2 separate regions of the Homo sapiens genome follow, and region 2 is linked to region 1. Evidence: read pairs that join two places in POLR2A ChIA-PET (ENCODE). Cell type or tissue: A673. All regions are shown on one strand.

The links. Peaks named below come from ENCODE experiments on the same cell type or tissue, not always from the same donor. Only the 100,000 strongest peaks of a DNase experiment are listed, where the experiment ranks them.
Region 2: POLR2A ChIA-PET joins it to region 1 with 19 read pairs; 5 of 35 experiments call an interaction of 5 or more read pairs at or near these places.

Annotation. Positions count from the first base shown.
Region 1 is chr10:77,978,949-77,983,948 of GRCh38, forward strand. It overlaps POLR3A (RNA polymerase III subunit A), which reads right to left. Exons shown (of 31, transcript NM_007055.4): 26 at 4,972-5,000; 27 at 3,705-3,869; 28 at 3,206-3,370; 29 at 2,480-2,611; 30 at 1,193-1,325. Among named protein-coding and RNA genes, the nearest start is that of POLR3A, 48 kb to the right of the region's middle. In A673, no CTCF peak of the experiment used is centred here; no DNase peak of the experiment used is centred here; H3K27ac peaks cover 532 bases.
Region 2 is chr10:77,870,130-77,875,129 of GRCh38, forward strand. All of the region lies in intron 1 of DLG5 (discs large MAGUK scaffold protein 5), which reads right to left. Among named protein-coding and RNA genes, the nearest start is that of DLG5, 54 kb to the right of the region's middle. In A673, no CTCF peak of the experiment used is centred here; no DNase peak of the experiment used is centred here; H3K27ac peaks cover 391 bases.

The sequences.
Region 1 (5,000 bases):
ACCGCGCCCGGCCCACGCTTGTTTTTTGATTTTAAAAATATTTAAATAGACACGAGTTCTCATTATGTTGCCCAGCCTGGCCTCAAACTCCTGGGCTCAAGTGATCGTCCTGCCTCAGCCTCCCGAGTAGCTGGGACAATAGCAACACCATGCCCGCTCTCACCCTTCTTTATCTTAAAGACTTATGTAATATTTATTTCCCTCCATCTCCAATCCCTGTCCCTTCTGAAAAGAGAAACAGTTAATCTTAGAGGCAAAAAATGGGTATATACTCTAATGATGCCAATCTGTACAAGAGCAGGAGGTGAGAGAGCAAAGGGCTACTGGGAAGCAGAGCTCTGGCCTGGAAACAGCAGCCAGACTTGGAATCCCTGTGTGGGCCTGACTGGTGTGTGCCCCGGGGCAGGTTGCTGGCCCTCTCGAACCCCAGCCCCTTACCAGCTCTCACCCCAAGCCTGCAGGGTCTTCCTGCGGAATCAGAAAGGCTCGAGCAAAGCTCAGCAGTCAGTGCTGGTCTCACGGAAGAGGCAGGGAAGCCAGACACTGGGGAGAGTTCCCCTCGTGCTCCCTCTCCCCCAGGCCAGCACAGCCCCATAAAGCCATGTTTTGTCGAGTGGCGGGGATGAGGCATGGTGCAGAGCAAGGCTCTGCTGGTGGACTCGACAGCAAGCGAGGTCACCTTGGTCTTCTGACTTGTCAAAGGGCTTAATATCCACACCCCACGGGTGGGTAGAGATACTTGACACATATGATGCCTGGCACAGGGGCTCAGCAGGCATTGATGGCCACCTCCCAAGGACAGTAGGACACTCTGCTCTGCCCAGCGCCCAGCCAGTACCTGCTCCTGTCAGCCCTGGTGTCACACACAGGGGTCAGGATCAGTGTGGCTGACTACAAAGTCAAGGGCTAGAAAAATTCTTACATGCCCAGGGTTGCTCTTTGCTTCGTGGACCAAAAACCATCTGTGCTGACAGAGGGAAGTCATCCAACAGATGTAAACGGGGATGCAGGATGCTACAGTCAGGATTTGGAGATAAAAGATCCAGCAGTTCCAATTCGTGTCTATTGACATTATTCTTGAAAAAATAAACGCTCTGCCACTCAGTTTTTTTCATTCCCTTGGAAGCCTAGCCATGGTCTATTTGTAAATAGTAAAGGCCTTTGATGCTGTTCATAGAAACATCAAACCTACCACACACAGAGTCCTTCTGCCCGAAGTAGGCAGCGTCAAAGAGATGGTCAGCCGTCTTCTCAAAGGAGGCCAGCATCAGCACACTCTCCTTCATCTTGGCCAGGCCAAACCTAGTGATGCCCAGGACTTCACCCTGCGTCAAGGGAGAAAGAGTCACGGTGGTACTCACACCAATGGCAAAAGCTCGAAACCAAAGCACGGTGCACCTTCAATACAATCAACAAAAATCCTCCAAGACCCAACGTCAGGTGTGAAAGGCCCTGAGGAGCTATGGGTCCGCCCTCTGTGTCCCATTGAGGTGGTCAATCGTCGGCAACATGAAACTTCACACTCGCATCCAGACGCCATCAGAACAAAGAAGAATTGAGAACTAGAATTCAGAGACTAACTTTAAAAAAGGGGAGTATTTCTGAAGAGATTTCTTATGGCTCAAAGAACTAAAAATAAAAGAATGTAAAAACCTCAAGTATGAAGAGAATTAATTAAATTTAGGTAATTCTACTCAAAGGAATATTGTGCCATAATTTAAAAAGTATATTTATTAAAACCATGAAACAAGATGGAAAACATTTGTGATGTTAAACAAAAAGTCACAACAAAAACTGCATGCACACAGTTTCCTGCGACTAAAGCAAAAGATGCATAAAGAATAGGACTTCACAGAAGACATCGAACCGACAGCCTCAGGGTGGTAGGAAATGGGCCATTTCCCTCACCTGGTTTCTAAATAGTCTGTAATACTCTATCGACTTGTTTGGGGAAGCCTTATGAAAACCTGCTGCCCTAAGGCACAGCTAGAGGGAAATACGTTTTTTTTGGAAAAGAGAGAAAAAAAAAATCAAACCAACCAACCCACCTCAGCCTCCCGCCCCCAACTTCAGATCATGTTAACTTATTTTTTCCTGGGAATGGCTACAGAAGAGTGATGGATGGGTTTAATAAGAAAGAAACACCTCAACTTGCCATGGGACTCTCTGGGCTTTGGCAGTGGCTAATTTTGCTTTAGGATGACATTCAGGATGAGGACGGAACCAAGCTCCAGCTCTCTTCACTCCACCGACTGGGTATGAGTTTGCCATGAGGCTGTAACTCTCATACTGGGATTTCACCAGGACACTCAGCCTGACCAGCATACTTTGGTTTTTGAGCAATGTTCACATCTTATTTTCTCTCTATGATGGTCCTCACAGCAGCGTATTCTACATGTCTTAGAAACTCCACAGGCTTATTCTCCTGAAAGTGAGTTTCGGGATGCCCAGGCAGCCCGGGGGCCTCCTGCCCACATACCTTGTAGGTCATGAGGTCGGAGAGCAGCATCACGTGCCTCCTGTCGATGCTCATGCCGTGGTTCACCATGGTGTACTGGATTTCATTGATGATCGTTGTCCGGGCGGCCTCGATGCCCAGAGTTTTCTCCACCTACAGAGAGCCAGTAATGAGCAGAAGCAGCCCCTTCCGGGAGGCCACTGCAAATTCTCTCCACTTTCTCCTCTGCCCTGCAGTTTCAAAGCAAACCCTGTGCCGTTTTCCAGAAATGGATTGCTGGGCAATTTTCAGTTGCAGACCCACGGCAAATGGGATGGTCAGAGAAGTATGCTGGGAGGCCGGGCACAGTGGCTCATGCCTGTAATCCCAGCACTTTGGGAGGCCGAGGCGGGCGGATCATGAGGTCAGGAGATCGAGACCATCCTGGCTAACATGGTGAAACCCCATTTCTACTAAAAATACAAAAAAAAAAAAAAAAAAAAATTAGCCGGGCGTGGTGGTGGGTGCCTGTAGTCCCAGCTACTCGGGAGGCTGAGGCAGGAGAATGGCGTGAACCCGGGAGGCAGAGCTTGCAGTGAGCAGAGATCACGCCACTGCACTCCAGCCTGGGCAACAGAGCAAGACTCCATCTCAAAAAAAAAAAAAAAAAAAAAAAAAAAAGAAGTATACTGGGAATCAGTGGAAGGCCTGCAGATGGCACAAGGAAGACAGCCTAACCCTAAGGCGACCCCGTGGGCTGAGTGGTACCTCATAGGTGTTATTGGAGGTGGTTCGGGTGCCCTTCACACCGTGTGTGGCCATGACTGCCCGCAGGTTATCACCTTCCACCAGAAGCTTGTACTTCTCCTTTCCACTCTGCTCGTCAATGTGGATGACAGCTCTGGACACCTCTGGAATGCCCTGCACCACCACCTGGATTCAGAGACAGAGAAAGCTGTGAGGACGGGGTGAGCCATGCCCTGGGCTGATCACCTTGATCACCCCAGCTTTCAGCAGTGGTCATCTGTTAACACACTAGAGCTAGTTTTAGGGATAAGGGAGAACAGAAGTTGTTCAGGGGACTGCACCTCATCCTAACATCAGTTTTTTGATAGAACAGAGAGGAATCTAACAGACTAACTCCTTGGGGATAAGGCCAAGAAGAAATTAAGAAATCGGACTAAGTGACAAAGCCCTTAGGTCCCAGCCCTGGGTGTCACACCACAGGGAGATGCTGGGTCTCCATGAGAAGCGACTTCTGTTTCACCTTGGGGAGATCCTCTTTCAGGAACTGCAGCACGTAGTACATGGAGCTCTTGCTGTTCTCTCTGGGGGTGACACACACCACAGCCTCACCATGAACAGCCACATCACCGGGCTTCACACGGAGCTTGGATGTGCAGATGGAATATCTCACTGTCTCAGCGTTCACCTGCAACATGGCCAGGTGTAGGTGTTACTGATTCCAGTGTTGTTCTTCGTTTATTTCATTGTTGCCCCTCTAAGAAGTCCTTTTAGTCAGGTTTGTTCTAAGCACCCCCCACCCGCACCATGAAATTAATACCATAAATATGCTACATATGTTTTATGTACTATATGTGTATATATATCTATGCTTTATTCATAAAAAGAGTAGTTTTTTTCACCCACGACAAAATATTTGCCCTTGAAAATTCATGCTCAGTTCATGGCAACACACGCAGCCTCTGTGGGAAGCTCTAGGGAGGCTGGAGGTTGGAGGCCAGGCTAATTAAAAGCTTCCGTGGGGCCTCCCCTTTACCTGACACTTTCACAATGGTTCATGTGCTACGTTCCTGGATACAACTCATCTCTTCTGCAAAGGAGCCACAAGGCAGGCAGCAAGAGACAGGCTAGAGAAATCCCCAAACTGGAGAGCAGGTTGCTGCATTTGAGTCAACTGTTATATGGGTAACATATGAACTTGATGCGTGAGAGAACGAGCTGACAGAATGTGTTTTAAGGGCTAGTACAGCTTTAACTACCCGAGAGAAAGAAGAGGGTGTCGGGAAGTTACTCAGTTTGTACCCCAAGTTGGTCTGTTTGTGAGAAAGGCTGATCATCTTTCAACTGTTGCCTATTACCCATGCATGCCAGTTTAAGAAGCCAGGTTAATCTCCCCATCTAAACACATTTACTGAACTTCCTAGGCTAGCTGCCATGCTGGGCGCTGGGGATCCACAGATGAGTAAGACACAGCCAGCCCTAGGGTCCTTCCAGACACTGGGAAGAGGGACAACAAGACCACTTATCATAATACCGTGTCACAGTGAACTGGTATTGCGGTCTGCACAAAATTTCAACTAATTTTCTGTGTGTCTTTAGATGGGTATATTTGTATCAAGGTCAGGTTTAGAAAGAAAATGTGAGGGGACAACAGAATCACAAAAACCAGAAACCACACAGAAGGTTCTGCAATGCTTCCTCTGTCTTGCTTAGCTCTTGCCCTAGTTTATCAGTACCTATCTTGGGACTAACAGGATGACTTCCTCTCTACATTTAATTATGTGACTCACTTCCAGTCTCAGAAGCCTAATCCGTTCCA
Region 2 (5,000 bases), 110 kb before region 1:
AGAGACTAAATTGGGAGTGGACAAAGCATAACACACAGAGATGGCAGGTCAGATAAAACAAGGACAAATCCAGTGTTTTGTTCTTGGAGCCAAAAGAACTATACAATGAAGAGCGGTATGTACCAGGCCAAGTGGGTGAGCTGGAGATGGAATTTTTGCAATAAGGGCTTTGAACAAGCCTTAGGGCTCTGGCATCAGAAAGCTGCCAAGAACTAATGAGATCCTGGGCTCCACAACAAGAAATGTGGAGGACCACATTTAAGGAGCTCCCAGCAGGGCACGGTGGCTCACACCTATAATCCCAGTGCTTTGGGAGGCCAAGGTGGGCAGATTGCTTCAGCTCAGGAGTTTGAGACCAGCCTGGGCAACATAGTGAAACTCCATCTCTATAAAAAATACAAAAAATTAGCTGGGCGTGGTGGCACGCACCTGTAATCCCAGCTACCTGGGAGTCTGAGGTGGGAGGATCACCTAAGCCCAGGGAAGTCAAGGCTGCAGTGAGCCATGATCATGCCACTGCACTTCAGCCTGGGCAACAAAGTGAGATCCTGTCTCAGAAAAAAAAAACAAAAAACACTCTTCCACTGCAATTCTTGACTAGCCACCCTACACGCATCTTTGGACGGGAAAGAGGAGAAATGAAGAAATGGGGGTAAATGGGGGAGCGGGGCAGGGGAGGGAGATGCACTGTAGGTGGGAGGCCCCTGGGGGACAGGAGAGACCTTGAGGGGAAAGCAGGGAGACTTTGCTGGGGAGGTGAGGACCATGCAGGAGGGCAGAGAGATAGACTGCAGGCAGGCGAGCTAGCAGGCGTGTCCATCAGAAAAAGAGATGAAGGGGGAGAGAAAAAAGAGAAAGCAAGCAAAAAGCAACTTTGGTAATGGCAAGCACTAGGACAGGCGTGACCGGCAATGACCAGTAGCCTCATTATCACATTTTCAGAGACTCTGAAGAATCTGAAGGCGTTGAGCATGGGCTGAAGAGAATGACTGGGGAATGGGTAGGTGTCTTGTCTCTCAATACGACTGTCAGAAGGGATTAGATTTGTTCTTGATGGCCTCCAGCAGCCAAACCAGGAGCAGCGGGTGGATGCTGGAGAAAGCTGCATCTCTAAACAGGTCTGGATGGCCACGGTCAGCACTGCCAGGTATGAAAAGCCTGAGGGTGAGGGGGTGAGACAGTGAGGGAGGCCCAGCACTCAGTGGCATGGATGTCATGGGGAAGTCTGTGCATCTGAAGGGAGATGAAACCAGAAAACCCAGTTCAGCCTTAAAATTCTATGATCCTGCTAATAATGAATAACCCATGCTCCACCTCCCATATCTGAAGTCCAACCCACACTATTAGTTTTGCTGTACATTCAATATCTCTGCATTTTTGTCTCAACAAAAACAATAAGCATCACACTTTTTTTTTTTTTTTTTTTTTTTTGAGACAGAGTCTTGCACTGTCGCCTGGGCTGGAGTGCAATGGCGCGATCTCGGCTCACTGCAACCTCCACCTCCTGGGTTCAAGCGATTCTCCTGCCCCAGCCTCCTGAGTAGCTGGGATTACAGGTGCCCACCACCATGCCTGCCTAATTTTTTCTATTTTTAGTAGAGACAGGGTTTTGCTATGTTGGCCAGGCTGGTCTTGAACTCCTGACCTCGGGATCCACCAGGCCTCAGCCTCCCAAAGTGCTAGGATTACAGGCATGAGCCACCATGTCTGGCCTGCATCACATGTTTTTTTAACCCATCTCTCTTTCTATATCATACACATTACATGTTGCTTCAATATCTGTGAAATAAAGTCAAATGCAATTCGGGCAATCCATTGATATCTTCAAAGAACAAGAACCCAACACAATGCCTATTTTCTAAACTCAACTACCATTTTTTAAATAGTATTTTTTCTTTATGGGGGCAAGGAAGGCTAGCCACTGACATGTTGGTGGATTGTTTTTGGAAGACGTCTACTCAGGAAAGCAGGCACAAATAAATTTCCCCACTCTCACCTCCAGAAATCTCTATGCTCAACCCATCCCAGCTTACGACACTGGCAGCCTGCGCTCCAGATGCCTCTGCTGGAACGCTCCCCTCTTTCTTACTCTTGGCATCAGCAGTGCCCCTTCTTCCAGTAAACTGCCCCTCCTCTTCAAATCGTCTCTCTCCTCCCCTGTGGCAAGTTTCCACTGTTAATTAAGCTTGGCAGATGCCCTTCCCTCTCTCCGCCCACCTACCTCCCTGGCTGGGGGAGTCCACAGGCCAAGCGACACGTTCTGTTCCTCTTCCCTGTCCCTGCAGTCCTGACTGGCCTCTGGGGCCTAACCAGGGCAGCGTGACATCTTTGTGTGCATCTCTGGGCATCACTCCCACCCCCAACCCAGGGAGCTGGCAGGGCTCCTAGGAGCTGGTGGGGGGAGTGGTTAAAATTGGACAGGACCCAGTTTTTACAATGTTCCCAGAGCCTTGGACGTCATTAAGGGGGAAAAAAGGCCCAAAGACGACATTGTCTCGGTCATGCTTTGTCTCTGCGGTTATTGTTGTCCTAAAGGCCTGTGTGGTCAGGACAGTCAGGAAAAGGCAAAAGAAGCCACTGTCCCCCAAAGTCACACGGTGTCCTTTCAAGGCCGGTTGCTTCCATGGGGCGGAGGGGCAGGTGTCGGCGTCATCTACCTCTGGGGTTTCGCCATCAAATTTGGAGTCAAATTTGGTGCTCCTCATCTTCTGCCATGGCCCAATCCAGGAGGAGACAATTTCCCCAGGTTCTCCTGAAGGCACCTCCACCCAACCTGCCCTGAAACCTAGGATGGGCTGCTGTGGAAGGAGAAACAGTGTGGAGGGACATTCTCTACCTCACAGAGTGCCCAGGGCTAAGGGGGACTGTAGGATCAGCCTCCTGATGTGTGTGTGTGTGTGTGCACACACACACACACACACACGAGAGGAGGGCACCAACCACAAACTTGTGCAAGCTACCAAGTACCATGCAGAGGTGCTGATGAGATCCAGAGAAAGTTGGATGATGTGGAAACATTTCCAGAAAAGGGGAGCTTGAGGCCAAGTTTAGACGTGGACATGTGGGCCAGAGCGTGATATAAGGAGATTCTTTACTATCAAAGGAACTACCTGGGCAACGTAAACTCTTATTCAGCAGATGAGGGTGGGGTTTCAGAATGCATTTCTCACAAGCCCCCAGGGCACATGCTCTACACACTGGCCCAGAGCTGGAGTCCACAGGTGGGATGCACATGGAAGCTGCAGCCAAAACCCTGGGAGAGGTGGAAGGAAGCCACTGGGAGGAAGCCAGCCTGGTGACCCTCTGGGACTGGCCCACGGGCACTGTCTGTGTCCTTTCCAAGAGCCCAGCCCCTGATAATTCTGTTTACCCCGTGACTCAGTGCCACTGGGTCACGAAGACCACTTCAAAAGAAATTCCAGGAAAAACCACCCGAACAATAATGGAATGCCCCAGCCCTCCCAGGCCCCCTCCCATAGACCATGAGGCCCAAGAGAGATGGAAGCACGCCCCCAACACACCCCTTCCATTCACCTGGAGCTTGTAAAGGCCCTGGTGACTCACGCTTCCTCTTCGTGAAGCTCACAGTGGCTGAAGGAACTTGTTCCAGCCTTGAACCAGCACACAGAGTTCTCCCTGTCCTCCAGAAGGGCCCAGGCAGAAAGGCAGAGAGCTGACGGCTCACGGTCACAGGGAGGCCAGCACCCCCTACCTCAATCCCCAGGGAAAGGAGAGGGAGACACCAAGCTGCTACTCTCTGGAGCTCTGGGGTCCCTGAAGACAGAGCAGGAAGTGCTGCCTGGGCCCCAGGAGGACAGTCACTTTCAGGGCACCTGCCACATCCTGCCGCCCTCCTCCAGCTCACACTGAGGAACCACAGCCTGACGAACCACAGCAGAATGACCGAAGGTGCCCAATCGCTCCCGGACTCACACGTGTCAGCCAGGTTTCCAACACGTGCCCCCCGCCTAGCATGGCACTGGGCCAGGTTCGGGAGAAAGAATGGCAAGCCAGGGGCTCAAGAGCCTGGAGGTTACTCATCTGCTGTGAGTAGCCTTCAGAAGAAGGCCCTTCTCTCTGAGCCAAACAATAATGATTGCAGCACAGCTGGGGCCAAACTGCTTGGAGTTAACTCCCAGCCCAGCCCCTTATGAGCTGTGTGCTGTTAGGTAAGTCACTCTGCCTCTCTGTGCTTCCACATACTTATCAGTAAAATGGGATGATAGAAGTGCTTATCTCTTAGAGCTGTTTGAGGATAAACTGATTTAATGCAGGTTGAGTATCCCTAATCCAAAAATCTCCAAAATCTGAAACTTTTTGAGCACCAACATGACACCACAGCAGAAAATTCCACACCTGACCTCATGTGATGGGCCAGTCAAAATGCAGGCGCAGGATACAGTTTATTCTGCTTCCTCAAAGGAAAAACAAAATTATCTTCAGGCTATGTGTATATAAGGTGTATATGAAATGAGAATACGTTTCACATCTAGACTTGGGTCCTATCCCCAAGATATCTCATTATGTATATGCAAATATTCCAGAATCTAGAGAAATCCAAACCCCAAAAACACTTCTGGTTCCAAGGATTTCAGATAAGGGATATTCTGCCTGTTTGTGAAAAGTGACTGAAACAGTACCTCGCATAGCCGGTACTCTAAGTGTTAGCTGGTGTTATTATGGTCAGTCCAGACCTGCAGAGGGCCCTTCCAACTCTGCTGTTCAATTCCTCAATTACCTACATGGAAAGCTGTACTAGAGTGACAAGTCACACAATCTACAAGCAAACTGCTGCACTGTATATGGCACTCTCAAGAAAAATAATAGCAGCTAATAGGTACTAAGCACTACTAAGTACTGGGACTGTGCTAAGCACTTTGCATGTATTGCCTCCATTAATTTCCATAACAACCCAAAGGTTGTCATTATTAGTCCCATTTCACAGAGGAAGAAACTAAGAGTTAGAAAAATTAATTTGCTGAAGGTCGTGCTAGGGCTAC